Linked DNA regions of Mus musculus: region 2 is linked to region 1. A link is a loop called in an ENCODE intact Hi-C map of the cell type or tissue named here. Cell type or tissue: left cerebral cortex. All regions are shown on one strand.

Region 1 (8,000 bases):
TCAGTCTCTGTTCCCTGCCTTTGGATCCCCTTTCCCTAGATGGACTGCCTGGTCAGGCCTCAGTGGGAGAAGATGTCCCAAGATGGGTTAGCACCCAAGGGGGGCTTCCCCTTCTCCGAGGAGAAGAGGAGAGGATAATGGAGGAGGGGGTTGGGGGGGGGAGGGCTGGAAAGGAGAGGGGGCTGCTAACGAGATATAAAGTGAATAAATAGTTAATGAAAACAAATAATGAAATACAGTCTAAAAATAAATGTACATTTCAGATACTTTTTTTTTAAGTTTCAAGGGAGAACACCTCCCTCAGAAGATGACCGTGAGGATTAAATTAGACACTCTCGCACGCGCACACACACATACACAGAGAGAGGGAGAGAGGAAGAGAGAGAGAGGGGGGGGGGAGAAGAAGAAGAAGAAGAAGAAGGAAGAAGAAGAAGAAGAAGAAGAAGAAGAAGAAGAAGAAGAAGAAAAAGAGGAGGAGGAGGAGGAGGAGGAGGAGGAGGAGGAGGAGAAAGAACGAAGAGGAGGAGGAGAGAGAGAGAGAGATCACAGCTAGCTTTTGGCTCATCACAAGCAGCTTTCTACTTTATTTCTCTTTGACTCTTGTTTGTTGTTTGTTTTAGTTACTCCCCACCCCCACCCCAGTCTGACCTTTCTTCCACCCTTAGGGTTTTAGAGTTTTTCCCCTTTCCTTTCTTCTCTCCACCTTTCTTTTAAAAATGAGAATGAAACCTAAAATAATCCCAGAGTTTATTAGACAAAGTTGCCCTAAAGAAAGACACTCACACAGGAAATGGAACCTGTGGTGTTTGCTAGGAAAACGCAGAATTAAAAACATCAGCGTGAAAGTCGATCTTCACAGCCGCCCTCGGAGACCATCAGGACAAGAAAGGACAAATGAGGTTCAAAGGGGGTGGCCTGAAGCTGCACTGCCTGCTAGCAGGCACTCAACATGCTTTGTTAGTGTGGCTATTATGCTCCCCAGATTCCAGAATGTTCTGTGCCACCAAGAGTGTAAACAGAAGGAAATACCCCTCTGTCTCATGCACCTTGATGATCACGCTACTTAAAGCTATCATGTAGTAGAAAGGAACAGAGGATTCCTAAGTGTGGATGGCTAGAACTTGAGCAGACCACTTAAGCGACACTGAGCCAATCTTCTCATTCCGGAATTTGTGAATAGTTTTCTACCACTAGATTGTAAAGGGTTAAATGAGAGAACAGGCTAGAAAAGTACTTTGTAAACTGTAAAGTTCCATTCCAGGTATGGGGTAGAGGAGATGTTATCTGGTTTAGCAGTGGAGTGCAAGATCAAACGTAGGTTAGAGGTGTGTGGGGGGAGGGGTGTTAAAAAAAGAAACTTAAAAGACCTCCCAGGGAGAGTAGCGAAGTTACAAACTTCCACACTGTTTCCCCTGCAGGGAACACTCACCCGGGCACAAAGGCAGACCCCATGGGTCAATCCCACCTTGAACAAATGTACGCCTTTCCATTTGCTACAGCTGTCTGGTGGTCAGAGGTGAAGAGCAGACCAGACAGCTGGCAAGACATGAAACAACGAGATGTAGGTATCACCTTAAAAAAAAAAAAAAAAAAGCACCTGTGGGAAATAGTGTGCGATCGAAAAGCAGCAGCAAGTGCTTGGGGCATTTCAGCTGGAAAGTGAGACAGAGGCAGACCCAAGACAGATGCAACCCACACCCTCCATCTGCAATCAGAGTGCCTCACATGTCAGAAAGCAAGTTGTCCTCCCTCAGGGCAATCTTGAAGGCTGTCAATGTTCTAGCCATGAGAAAACAAAAAATCTATATAGGACATTCCAACATGTGGAGGCCTGATAGGGCTGAAAGGCTCTATGGGAGTCTAACTAGCGCATGCTTCTCACTTGGTGGACTGGGGATGGCGGGTGGGCTTGCTTCACTGGGGAGGGGAGAGCGGTGTCTGAACCTGCCTGGGGACCGGCCACTGCTTCTGATCTAAGCCAGCAGAGCTGGGCAAACAACCTGGGTTCAAACCCAATTGCTTCAATAGCTACATTGCTTAACTGCAGTGGCTGACATGACTACCCTCCCACAGCTTCAGTTTCCTGGTCTGTAAAACAGGGGTGGGTGAGTAACAGCACTTTCCTCTGCGATGGTGCATGGCTCAGACTAAGTGATACCTGATAAGGCAATTAGGAAGTGCCTGGCACCAAAGCAGCTGTCAATAAGCATTGGCTATTACAGGACTGTTTCAGAAGGGAAGCTCGTTAGCTCATCTGGTTCCTAAGGTCCAGAGCTGTGTGAAAACAACTAAAATCTGCCCTGTACCGGCAAGCATACCAACGGACCTTACACACTCACAAACGTCTAAGAGACATTTCAAATGCTTCTGTGATTTTTTCCCCCACATTGGGGTGTTGTACCACGACAGGAATGTATAGGTCAAAGGACAACTTGCAAAAAAAAAAAAAAAAAAAAAAAAAAAAGTTTGTTCTTTCCCCCATGTAGGTCCCAGGAAGATTAAACTCAGGTCGTTGGGCCCATACCCACTGAGCCATCTGGTCAGCCTTCAAACTTTATGAACTAATTTAGATAAATCAGACGTGCATGCAGAAAGGCAGTGAATCTTGTGACTAAATATTCATATCAGAGCTGTAGTTAGCTCCAGCTGTGTCTCTCACATGCTAGGACACCTGGAACGAGTCACAGCTTTGTGTCTCTGTTCCACATCTATGAACAGAGAAGAATAAAATATCTAACAGTAAAGTAGAGACGAAGTAAGACAATGTATGTGTGGGCACAGGTTTCCATTCAGTCCTTGGCAAGTGAACAGTGCTTAATAGTTGGTTGCTATTATTACTTCATTCACTTGAAAAGCAATAGTCAGAAGAATATTTATTATTAAACTCAAGTGTTTAACCACTAAATTTGTGGTGTGTGTGTGTGTGTGTGTGTGTGTGTGTGTGTGTGGAGACATGTGTGTAGCCTGTGCACACGATGGAGATCAATGTTGTTCTTCTCTAACCCTCCCTACCATATTCCTTTGAGTCAGGGTCTCTCACTGAACCTAGTTAGCCAGCAGCCAGCAAGCCCCTTTAACCCATGTGTCTCTGCCTCCCGTACTGCTGTGGTCACAAGCGCGTGGACATGGATATTTACTTGGGTGCTTGGTGTACAAACTCGGGGCCTCATGCTTATACAGCACTCTTAAACACTGACCCACCTCTCCAGAGCCTCTTTTTATCTTAAACAATAGTGGAGATGGATCTTAGGGAGACAAGTGCTGTACCCTTCAGCTATATCCCCAGCCCCTATTCATTCGAAAGAAGGAGAGAGGGAGGGAGAGACTGAGGAAGGAAGGAAGAAAGGAAGGAAGGAAGGAACGAAGGAACGAAAGAAAAGAAAAGAAAAGAAAAGAAAAGAAAAGAAAAGAAAAGAAAAAAGAAAAGAAAAGAAACATGTCCTAAGCAGGGCTGGAGAGATGCCTCAATGGTTAAGAATGTGTTGTGCACTTTCCAGCCAGCACGGAGCCATGGGCACCTCTCAGGACAACTGGCACAAGCACTGCAAGATGGTGTGTGTGTGTGTGTGTGTGTGTGTGTGTGTGTGTAAGAGGAAACGCTACCACAGGAAGCGGAAGTATGAACTGGGACAGCCTGGGGCCAGCACTAACATCGACCCTCACACATTCCATGTTTGAGGAGGCAATAAGAAGTACCATGCCCTGAGATTGGATGTGGGTAACTTTTCCTGGCCCCTGAGTGTTGTACTCGAAAAACAAGGATCATTGATGTTGTCTACAAAGCATCTAATAATGAGCTTGTCTGCACCAAGACCCTGACAAAGAACAGCATCGTGCTTATTGACACCACACCATACTGGCAGCGGTTCGAGTCCCACTATGCACTGCCCCTGGGCCAACAAAGAAGGGGGCCAATCTGACTCCTGAGGAGGAAGAGATTTTAAACAAAAACCGATCAAAGAATACTCAAAAGAAATATGACGAAAGGAAAAAGAATGCCAAAGTCAGCAGCCTCCTGGAGGAGCAGTCACAACACAGCAAGCTTCTTGTCTGCGTTGCCTCAAGACCAGGCCAGTGTGGCAGAGCAGACGGCTATGTGCTCGGAAGGCAAGGAGCTGGAGTTCTATCTGCGGAAGATCAAAGCCCGGAAAGGCAAATAAACCATTATTCACAGCTCGTGTAATAAAGGTGTTTGCTGTTCTATATTAAAAAAAGAAATGTTGCTCTTACAGAGGACCAGAGTGGCTTACAAGTATCTTTGTCCTTTTTCTGTCCTCCACATTCACTTGCACACATCCACACACAGATACCCACCATAATTAAAAATAAAATAAATTTCTTTCCAAGTTCCCGAATGTGTACTACTTGCCAGACCCTTGAACACAGCCCTCTGTGTGCAGACAAAGCATCAGCTTTTGTCAGCTATGGCTATTGAACTCGGGAGTTTACTCTGCCAAGACTCAGCATTTCATTATTACCCACATTTATTAAAATATCTACATGATCTGACTGCAATCAGACTAAGTCAGGTAACAGCAACAGAAAAAAAAAAAAAAAAGAAAAGAAAAGAAAGCCTGTCACTTTAAGAATTTGTAACGTTGGTCCCATTAGCATTCCTCTCTGGTTTTATGCACTTGGTCTGTGCTGTGGGATGTAGCATAAATTATCTGCCTTCAGCAAAACGAACAGCTGAAATGCAGGATGGCCTGACAGTGCTTGTTAGACCATTAGCTACTGTGAGTGCTCACTGCGGACTGACTGCCTTTCAGCTGTCTCAAGAAGCCTTTAAGTGATTCAAAACCTAGAAGTCCAGTAACCCAGTATCCAAACCAGTCCAGTACTCAACAGCATGAGAGTTAGGGTTTAATTAATAAACAGCCCTCCAATGGTTATTTTAATGTAAAATATCACCACATTCCAACGTCTTTTGTATTAGTAAAAAGCCAGCCACAGTGAAAAAAAGTGAAGCAATGTTTTGGTAAAATCCTTTTAACAGATCTCTCTCTCTCTCTCTCTCTGTCTTCCCTCTGTATGTGTTAGCATGCAAGACATATATGTATATACATATGTATATATATGTGATATATATATGTATATATATGTGAGATATATATATATATATATATATAAAATAAAGTACTCAGTGTTTATTAACTGACCAATGGCAAGAATGCCACAGCAAACTCAGTGTATCCTTTATTGTGCCCGTTGATCTGGACATTCCTGTTGCCAGGATCTTTGCCTTCTACAAAATAGGTAGTATTTTTCTTTAATTTTTAAAAAGTGTATTCATGTGTGGATGTTTTGCTTGCATGTCTGTCTGTCTGTACACCAAATGCACGCCTGGTGCCTGTGGCGGTCATAAGAGTGGGTTGGATCCAGTACTAGAATTACAGTTGTGAACTGCATGTGGGTGCGGGGATTCCGGGCCCAGGTCCTCTGGAAGATCAGACTGGGTTTTTAATTTCGAGGCATCTCTCCAGCCTTTGGTAGTGTTTTTCTTTGCCCCACGTCACAGAGAAGATCTTTTGAAAGGCTTCTTTGAAACATTTCAAGCTAGCTACATCTCAAGACTCAGATCCTCTATGCAAATGATGCTTTGTTCACCAAGCCCACAGCCCTTCAAAGTAATGTTATGTTGAGAAATTCACTTTTTGTTGATGGTTTTTGCAATCAGTTCAATAACTGACTCACTTCAGGTTTGGGCGCTGTGCAGTGTCTAGTTCCCCAGTGCCCAGAGTGCCACCTGAAATGCTGCTGGACTTAACAGAGGTACCCTGAAGAGCTGGAGAACATGAAGAAGATGCAAACCTCCCAATCTTTGGCTTCACACCACTGTTCCTCGCACCACTGGACCAATGCCAGTTGGGTTCTTTAGGAACATAGAACTGGCTGGATTTGCTTACCACCCCAGCCACTTGAATCTCAGTTCTGGCTCTGGGTGTGTGATCCAGTGGTAGAACATCTGCCTGGGATGTACGCAACCCTGGATCTGAGCCCCAGCACCACAAAGACCATAAGTCCCAACTGCACACATCTGCCTATGTTTCTGGTGGCAGTGCTTGCTTTTCAGGGATTTTAAATAAATTTATTTGACAGGCACTTGATCTTCAGCTCTGAGAAACTCCCTCCCGTTCTCTCTTTCTTTCCAGCCCTTTCCATGTTCCAGTAGTAAAAAAGGTAAGAACATTTCTAAAACACAAAAACATTTAAGAGCTGGAGAGACGGCTCAGCTGTTAATAGAATGTACTGCTCTTATGGAGGAATTGAGTTCAGATTTCAACATCCAGGTTAGGTGGCTCACAATCACTGTAGCTCTAGCTGCAGGGGGCATCTGAAACCTCTGGGTTCTCTCTGCTCCTGCATTTTCATCCATCTGTACACACACACACACACACACACACACACACTTGATTACACACTCACACACACACTTGATTAAAGCATAAAATAAATCTTTAAAAAAAAAACCTGTTCATTTAGCTAAACCTTATCCTTCATATATCTCTCTCAACCCCACGTACTTTGCTTGCTCGATCTGAAACAGCTGGCCAAACTGTCTGTCATGTACCACTGGTCTTCCATGCCTGGGAGAACCCTTTTCAGCCCTGCACAGCTCAGTTCAGACACTGACATCCCTATGTCCTCACCCCCACATAGCTCTCGCCCCCAGATGTTTTCACAAGAGCTTGGAAAGAAGTGCAAGCACCCAGAGAAACCTGAGCACCAATTCATCACCCTCCTGGATCTTCCAGGTCTCCTTGCCCTTCCTGCAGGGGCTGACTTTATCTCTTCAACTCAGTTCTGAGTTCTTTGTCACACACACTGTTTTTCCCTCTCTGTGCCTGTGTCTCTGTCTTGCACTCTGTCTCTGTGTCTCTGCCTCTGCCTCTCTATGTCTCTAACTCTCACTCTGTCTATGTGTGTGTCTCTTTGCCCCCCCCCCCTTTAGGATCTGTGTTTTCTGGCTGCCTGGCTGGTCTGGAACTTGCTATGCAGACCAGGCTGGTCTTGAACTTATAAAGATCTTCCTGCCTCTTTCTTCTGAGTGTTGGTATTATAGGCATGCACCACCATGCCTGCTACTGGTCTATGCTCTCGTAACGATCAGGTAAGTGACTCTGTTTAATGCAGTCACAGTTTATGTGCTTAACAAGAGTTTAACACTCTAGCAAATAAGACAATAAATATTAAAAGACTTGTATGTGGATGGGTGCTCATATGTGTGTGGGTGTGTGCATTTGTGTGTACACACCAGAGGCCAACCTTGAGTTCTGTTCTTAGATACTATTTACCTTGTTTTATAAAATGGTATTTCTCACATGCCTGGAACTAGTCAAATAAACTAGACTGGCTGGCCAGTGAGCCCCAGGATCCACCTGTCTCTACCCTGGCTTTTTTTTTTTTCCGAGACAGGGTTTCTCTGTATAGCTCTGACTGTCCTGGAACTCACTTTGTAGACCAGGTTGGACTCGAACTCAGAAATCCACCTGCCTCTGCCTCCTGAGTGCTGGGATTAAAGGTGTGTGCCACCACTCCTGGCTTACCCTGGCTTTCCTATTATTATAGCATGTCCCACCCAAAACCAAGCTCAACTTCCTTTCCTTTCCTTTCCTTTCCTTTCCTTTCATTTCCTTTCCTTTCCTTTCCTTTCCTTTCCTTTCCTTTTTTCCCCTTTTTTCCCTTTTTTCCTTTTTTCCTTTTTTCCCTTTTTTTCCCTTTTTCCCTTTTCCCTTTTCTCCCTTTTCCCTTTTCCTTTCTCCCTTCTCCCTTTTTTCCCTTTTCCCTTCCCTTCTCTTCCCTTCCCTTCTCTTCCCTTCCCTTCCCTTCTCTTCTCTTTTCTTTTCTTTTCTTTTCTTTTCTCGTCTTTTCTTTTCTTTTCTTTTCTCGTCTTTTCTTTTCTTTTCTTTTCTTTTTCTTATCTTTTTTGGGTTTTTGTTTCTTTGTTTCTATTTTTTGTTGTTGTTTCTGGGGATTGAATTCAAGTCTTCATTTATTTT
Region 2 (8,000 bases), 66 kb before region 1:
AGCTAGAGACACAAGCTCTGGGGCGTACTGGTTAGTTCATATTGTTGTTCCATCTATAGGGTTGCAGACCCTTCAGCTCCTTGGGTACCTCCTTTCCCTCTTGATGAAGTGGTGTCTTCTTTGCTGTTTTTGCTTCTGCATTACATAGTCTAGCCTAGATGGCCATTGACCTTCTGGGTAGTCCTCTTATCTCTGCCTCCCATCTTTCCATGTTTCTGAGGACCACAAGAAATGTAGATTCGAGCCTCTGCACCCAGCTTTTTATGTAACTCCAAGAATCAAACTCAGGTTGTCAGGCTTGTTTGGCTAAGTCATCTCCTGGCCCCACTTTCCCCATTTTCAACAGCCCAGAATCCCCAGCTAGGGCATGATCCCACGTCTACTAACCTAATCAAGATAATCCCCACAGCTGTGTCTGTGGGCTGGTCTTCTAGGTGATTCTAGAGCTAGCTAGCTATCCACTTACCTATCCACTCTATCTATCTATTTATCTATCTATCTATCTACCTATCTATCTATCTATCTATCTATCTATCTATCTATCTATCTATCTATCCAAGTTAACAATTATCACTAACCACCACATCCCCTGATAATTTTTAGGCAATGAAAATCATGCTCACTAATAAACAAAACAACTAATATTGTAAATTACAATATGCTATCTAAACGTGTGTACCTAAATATGTTGGTGAACACATACACAAGGGAAAAGAATCATCATGATTGGAAAGGAATTTGCACCACATAGTACAACTTAAATATTTTTCAAAAGAGGGAAATAAAAATAAAAACTAGAGAAACTAAATGATGGTTCCGTGTAAAAGAGCTACTTAGGAGAGAGAAAGAAGAACAAGGGCTCTGACTTCTCTCAGGCAGCGATTCTGCCCAGGTCATAACGTGTTAAAAGAGAAGAGCCGTCTGGCATGTAAAGGAAGGCTGCCCACTCTGAGATCTCTGAGACTTTGTTTGTTCAAGCCCCAGGAACCTGCTCTTTCTCTGCAACACTAGGAAGAGTGACTTTGGGGATAATCACTGCAAAAGGCAACTTTCAAGTGTACAAGGAAAGAGTTGCAGTGTGCCACACCCTCCGTGAACTTTCTTCTGAAAGATGAGAATAGTAACTAAAATCTTTTCAGTAAGGCTGGCAAGATGGCTCAACCAGGAGGGACGCTAACCACCAAGCATGCCGACCTGGGTGTGATCCCCAGGACCCACATAGTGGAAGAAGAGCACCAGCTCCTAAAAGTTGCCCTCTGAACCCCACACATGTGCTACGCCCCACATGGGCCCACATGTGCAGGAGCACACATGCACACAAGATAAATAAGTGTAATAAACCTCTTTAAAGGATAATTTAAAAACACTTTCAGTAGCACAGCCTCTGATGAGTATGGCATCGCTCACGAGTATTCTGACCTAATATACACTGAGATGTCATTTTCTTAAACATTATTTCAGCTTCCTTTGTATCGTGGCATGTGATTATAATTTTGGTCCACGTATTATGGGGGTCTGGCCAGCGACAAAGAGCCATGCCAGTGCTGCTTCTGCTACTACTAACTCCCTTTCTTTGGAGATTTGTTTACGCTGTGCGTGTCACACCCTGTCACATGGAGTGTGCTGTAATGAGTATATTTATGAGTCTAGCTATCGCGAGTGGACACTGTTGTGGCCTTGTGCCTCGTGTGCTGCTGAATTATTACACAGATCTGGACGGCCAAGAAGTCTGCGATCAGAGGAGAGAAAAAGAATTTTGAAGCATAAAACATGTTCTTGGCATTAGCCTGGAAGAGTGGACATTCATAACCCGCACATGCCCAGGCTATAAATTTGCGAGGTTGCATTAATATGGCAGTAAAAGTCGCTCGTCTGAAAGCTGCACTTGTAAAATATTTATAAATTCACATAGTTGCTTCTAGCAAATAACTACATCTGTCAACTCTGTCTTTCTACTCCCAAAACGGTGGAGATGGTGTCTTATGTAATTCACAATGTGTATATAAAAATTATTTTGGAAAAATCAAGATGGAAGACATTCTGTTCTAAGGGACTATATCTGTCCCTCCAAGGGTCTGGTGTTAGTGTTTGGTCTCCTGAGACTCTTTGTCATCAAAGCCTTTTCTCTGAATAAATTTTCATTTCATTGGATTTATCTAGTTCCCAAATTAGCAAGGCATGTCCTGTGGGGTTGTCTTTAAAATCCCACATTAATATGTACCACAGAGTGGAGCACTTCAGCCCCTAGGTCAATATGTATCAATGTCATGTAGCACAGGAATTGTCTACGGCTGTCTTCTCCCCTACAGTGTTCAGAGGATACACCTTATAGGGCACTCTCAGACAGATCTGTCCAAATTGTTTCTTCTTAGAGAAAAATAAAAGGAGAAAAGACACCAGATGACATTTTCACACAGACGTGATAGTAACTGGCAATAATTCTCGGGCAGTGCTTCTCAACCTTCTACCGCGGCGATGCTTTAATACGGTCCCTCATGCTGTGGCGACCCGCAACCATAAAATTATTTTCATTGCTACTTCATGAGTGTAGTTTTGCTACTGTTATGAATAATAGTCTAAATATATGTGGTGCAGGATATCTGATATGCAAATTCTGTGAAAACGTGTTTCTATCCCAAAGGGGTCCCAACTCATGGGTTGAGAACCACTAATCTAGGTGGGAGGGAACTCTCTATAAAGTCACCTTAAAATTGTACTAGACTTATTTATTTATTTATTTAAGGTCCATATTTAAGGTCTTGGTATGGAGATCAGAGAACAACTCACAGGAGTTGATTATCTCCTTCCATCATGTAAGTCCGGAGAATCAAATTCCAACTGTCAGCTTTGGGCACAAGCGCCTTTACCTACTGACCCATTTCACCAGCCCCAAAGTCAGTTCTAATAATGGGCTGAGTACTTAACAACAAAAAGTGTCAACGTATTTATCTTTGTGATATCTTTTTCTCCAAGGCATGGATCCAACCCAGAGCCTCACACATGCATGCTACATCTAAGCTATATCCCTAGAATAAATAAATATATTTTGTTGTTGGTTTAGTTTAGCATGAGTCTTCATAACTATAATATTGTGACTGTCCTTCAAATGCACTTTCTACTTTATCCATTGGCTATGTCTGTATTTTCCCATAGGAAATTAGGAAATCCCACTCGTTGGCCACACATAGGATAGAAACTATTTCCTTATGCTTTTTTAAAACTTCTCTCTCTCTCTCTCTCTCTCTCTCTCTCTCTCTCTCTCTCTCTCTCTCTCTCTCTCTCTGTGTGTGTGTGTGTGTATTTAGACAGGGTTTCTCTATATAGTCCTGGGTGTCCTGGAACTCTTTTATAGATCAGGCTGGCCCCAAACCCAGAGATACACCTGCCTCTGCCTCCCAAGTGCAGGGATTACAGGCGTGTGCCACCACCACCCGGCTCTGTTGTCATATACTTTCCCTTGCTATTTCATATTGTTTAGTTAGGTTTCTGGTGCTGTGATCAAACACTGGTCAAAAGCAGCTTGTGGAGGGTAGGGTTGATTTTATCTCACACTTCCAGAAGGAAGAGTTTATTTTGGCTCTCTCCTCCTCCAAAAATGCTACACACACACACACACACACACACACACAGAGAGAGAGAGAGAGAGAGAGAGAGAGAGAGAGAGAGAGAGAGAGAGAAAGAGAGAAAGAGAGAGAGAGAGACCATTCCACAGAGGAATGGGGTAAGGAATACAGATCAGAAAACTTAGTTCTTTTTTATTTTTTCTGTAGCCAAACCAGGAGCAATAATTCCATGCATGGCATAGATTCCAACATTTAGCCAAGAAACACATCAGGTTGTCAGGAGACAGGTTTTAAAAGGCTGTTGGATGGATGCATTTCTGATCAATTATTTAATATTCAGTGAACAATGTCTTTAACAGTAGTTTTGCAAAGGTCAAAGCTATCTTTCATATGACTCTTTTCACATTTTTCCCTTAATAAATATTGAAGATATCCTTATTAAGTTGCGATTTTTATGAATAGTTATCCCAACTGAGCCCAGACAGGCTGTTTTCTGTATCTGCTCTGACATAATAGGAAATGGTCTCCCTCCAGAGAGAACACCATGGTTCATAAGGCACAGTGGGCCTGCAGAGGCCCGTCTGCGACTACAGCCGAGAAGCCGCAATGTCAGAGAAGCCTCCACTGTGCAGACTAGCCATCTCACATACTAGATTTACCTCACATATCAAGAAGATGACTCTAGCCAGTCCCCAAAAGAGGTCTGAGCCTGAGAGACCAAAAGAAGGGAGGCTACAGATGGGTTAACATGAGACTAAAGTCTACACTGCTTGATGACTGAGCTTTCCCCATTCGCAGAGCCTGAAATTAAGCATTTCACATGATAAAGGACACTGACATTACACCAAGCGTCCTTCCCCGAAGAACAGGGGACTGGCTAATAAAACCTGAAGCTAAGTAAAGAAGAGTATTACTGCAGAGTAAAAGTATCAAAGTTGAGCAGGTGGCTCACACCTGTGACCCCACCACTTGGGAGGTGAAGGTCGAAGGATCACAAACTCAAGGTTATGCTTAACTACGCAGAAAGTTCAAGACCATCCAGAGCTACATGAGACTCTACCAAAAAAAAAAAAAAAAAAAGCAAACAAAACACAGTATCATTAGAAATAAACATGCTGCCTGATTGTGTTAATCTATCAAAGGCTATTCTGGCGATCAGCAACACAAGCCATTACATATACAGTGTTTTGGTTTTTTTTTTTTTCCAAAGAAATTGTTATGTAAGCTTTCTTACAGTACAAGGGAATAATGTAGTCTGAAGACAGCAGAACAATATTTTTCTTTGACATGTTTATGACAGAAAGACCTAGAATCATCTATCCAAATGATGTCAAGTAGCCGCTGTTTTCCACCGAGGGTGGGGGTTTTGGGGACTGACTTTATGGGATCCAGCAATATTTTTTTTCTTGGCATACTAGATGAAAAGTCTCCAACAAAAAGCTAGGGACTCTGGGCTGAAGATCCATACCCTTGCCTGGGCCATAGTGGCTAGAAACGCCTAAGACTGGCAGCCTTACTCCAGAACTTTCTTTTGGGCAACATCTGGGGTGAATTAAGTCTCTGTTCAGTCCCAGAGCCGGCTACAGATGTAGAGGTGTGAGCGTGCCTTCCGGGAGCTGCAGCTTACATGGTCATGCTATGGACCACTTTTATTCGAAGTTCAAGCACCACATTTCCAGAAGTATGAAGAATGACAGTGAAGAAGAAAGCCTTTAGAGCTTAAGTTACAACCACATCTAATGAGCACAGAGGTGTTCCTCCAGTACAGGGGGATTGCTTTTCAACTCCTGTAGCTTAAATGAAGCCAGCGATCATAACAGTAAATATGGGTTGCAAAGGTATCCCAGGAGGTATCATTAGTCACATAGTACACCCTTTTCTAATTTGTACACTTCCCATGTTTCAGGGGTTTCCCAGTACTGCTGAAGCCTCCAGAATTTCATGTTTCCCTCAGCAGGCTACAATAACCCTTAGTCTGAATGGCATGTATTATTTCCTCAGCAAACATATGACGGTGGAAGCTTTAGTAAAAGATTTATTATAAGAAACAGCCTGATGTTTTATTTCCTCCCTTAATTGAATACATTATTGCTTTGTGTTTAGAAATGCTGCGTTGATGCATTGCACCTCGGAACAACCATGCACCCGCCATCTGCAGCAGGGAGGTTTATTAGACTACAAATCAGGATACAGATGTTGGAGGCAAAGCTACATATGTTAAGTCGTAACGCATTACAGAACACTTTAAATCTATACATTGCGGTGGTCCAGCAGGGTTGTTTTTAGTACGATGTTGGCACTTAGGAACATATAAGAACCAGAAGCTCTCTCTTCCACCAAACATTTATGGGTAGGCGACAAGCTGTTGAGGTGACATGTACAATCCTGTAGGGGGCAAAGGACTAAGTGACTTCAAAAGAAAAATCACACCTTCTTATTCCTTAATACTAGTACAAAAATCCATACTTAAAGTCGGCAGTCAGAGGCTCGCGACAGACAGATCTTCAGGGACAGTTAGTGATCACAGCTTCATTGATCTCATTCACAACTTTAGATTTTCATCCATTTATTTGAAGGGCATTGATTGAACACCTGAAACTTGCCGTGCTGCCCTGCTCTGGGGTTTTGTTAGGATGAGACTCAGGATTTTGATGCAAACCTTGTTGAATTTTTATTCCTTTTTCTCCGACTGTTTAAAGTTCAGGCCTAAGTAGACGTAGTGTTTATAAAACAGAAAGTTTATAAAAGTCTAACAGTTGCTTTACTGGTGGAGTAAATTAACTGACGAACCTCAGCCAGTACAGCTGAAAGGATGGCTTTCCTGAAGGATGATGCCACTGTTGCTCTCAGATTCTCACAGCTATAACTCAATTTTATCTGTCAAAAAAAGTAAAATCCAGGATGCCGCTTCCAAGAGGGAGTGGTGTTCTGTAGATCTATCGACCTTCCACGCAGCTAAAAGTACCCTGGGTGGAGCTGGAGAGATGGCTCAGTGGTTATGAGTACTGACTACTTTTCCAGAGGACCAGGAATTTAATCCCAGCACCCACATGGCAACTCCAGTCCCAGGGGATTTTGATGGCCTTCTCTGGCCTTTGCAGGAACCAAGTATGAAGTTGGTACACAGACATAGAGCTGTACATAAAATAGTAATAGTCAGACTTCGCTCTGCTCCACTTGCCTGACATCCAAGGCTCTTCCCAGTTCTGTATGAATGTCTTCGTGTTTCATTCACTATTCTTATGTTATAAAGACTGAGTGTTCTTGGCACCTTCAATTGGAAAGCTTAATCAAAAAAGTAGATTAGATAAACCTTTTAAATGAGACACAGATCTTCATGAGAAAGGAGACTTCTCTTTCCCTGGAAATAGAAAATAAAAGGGGTGGTGGTGTGGTGGTGTGGTGGTGGTTCCTCTGGCTGGGTAGCATAGGTAAGGACAAGGACATAGAAGGCCACTGTAGAAAATATTCAACGTGTCCAGAAAAGGGAACATCTCCTTACCAGGAAGGAGACTCCAGTGGCTGCCATTAACCAGATTTGCATTTGTACGTCACACGGCCGTCTTTACCATCAGAACAAGGTGAGTATTCATTCATTCTTCAAGTATTTTACGGATTCCTATGCGGTACTGACTCCACACTGGAGACACAAACATGAGTAACACAAATTCTCAGCATCTAAATGAGAGACGAGATGTAAGCCATTAGAGTATCCTCACATGTTCTAGTACAGGCAAGGTGAAATAGTGAACCAGTACAAGATTATTGGTATTTTTACAGAAATACATTTTACAGAAAAGGAAACTGATTTAAAAAAAAATACAGACATTAGCACTGCTATGAAATATAATGTGGCGGGGTGGGATGGGGGAAGGTTACATGGTGGCCTCATGCCAAGGCAACCCCCTGAGAAATCACACCATGTGACAGACCTGGTATAAAGGAGATTTATTTGGGGGAAGGGGAGGGAGAGACAGGGTAGAGGCAGACAGACAGGAGCAGAGCAATGAGGGCAGAGAAGGGGAGACGGTGAAGGACAGAAGGGGGGGTAAGGATGCTGTCCAGGAACATGTGGGAGCAGAGAGAGAGAGAGAGAGAGAAAGAGAGAGAGCTGGGGTGACGAATAGCCACAACTGGCAGGTAATAGCGGCAGATGATGACCTAAGCCGTTGCTAGGTCCCTGGGCAGAGCCTAGCAGAATCAACTATAAGTAACCAATACTATAGGGCAGTTTCAGCAGTGAAATACTGTGTCAAATCATTTAGCATAATTTGGTCCATTATGATGATTCTATAAATGTTACTACTAGAGAAGATAAGTTGGTAGCTGTTTGATTTCAGACCCGGGACAAGAGACTGGGGTACATATTTGACATACCAAAGCAGACCTGGCTTCCAGGTTCTCCCAGCATCCTTCATTCCCTACCTGGCACACCAT

The links. Peaks named below come from ENCODE experiments on the same cell type or tissue, not always from the same donor. Only the 100,000 strongest peaks of a DNase experiment are listed, where the experiment ranks them.
Region 2: a loop joins it to region 1, with 2.3 times the contacts of the local background. A loop is called at or near these places in 3 of 42 quality-filtered maps.

Annotation. Positions count from the first base shown.
Region 1 is chr6:52,114,732-52,122,731 of GRCm38, forward strand. It overlaps the pseudogene Rps8-ps3. Among named protein-coding and RNA genes, the nearest start is that of Halr1, 16 kb to the left of the region's middle. In left cerebral cortex, no CTCF peak of the experiment used is centred here; a DNase peak (open chromatin) is centred at 4,676.
Region 2 is chr6:52,048,612-52,056,611 of GRCm38, forward strand. No RefSeq gene overlaps it. Among named protein-coding and RNA genes, the nearest start is that of Skap2, 40 kb to the left of the region's middle. In left cerebral cortex, no CTCF peak of the experiment used is centred here; no DNase peak of the experiment used is centred here.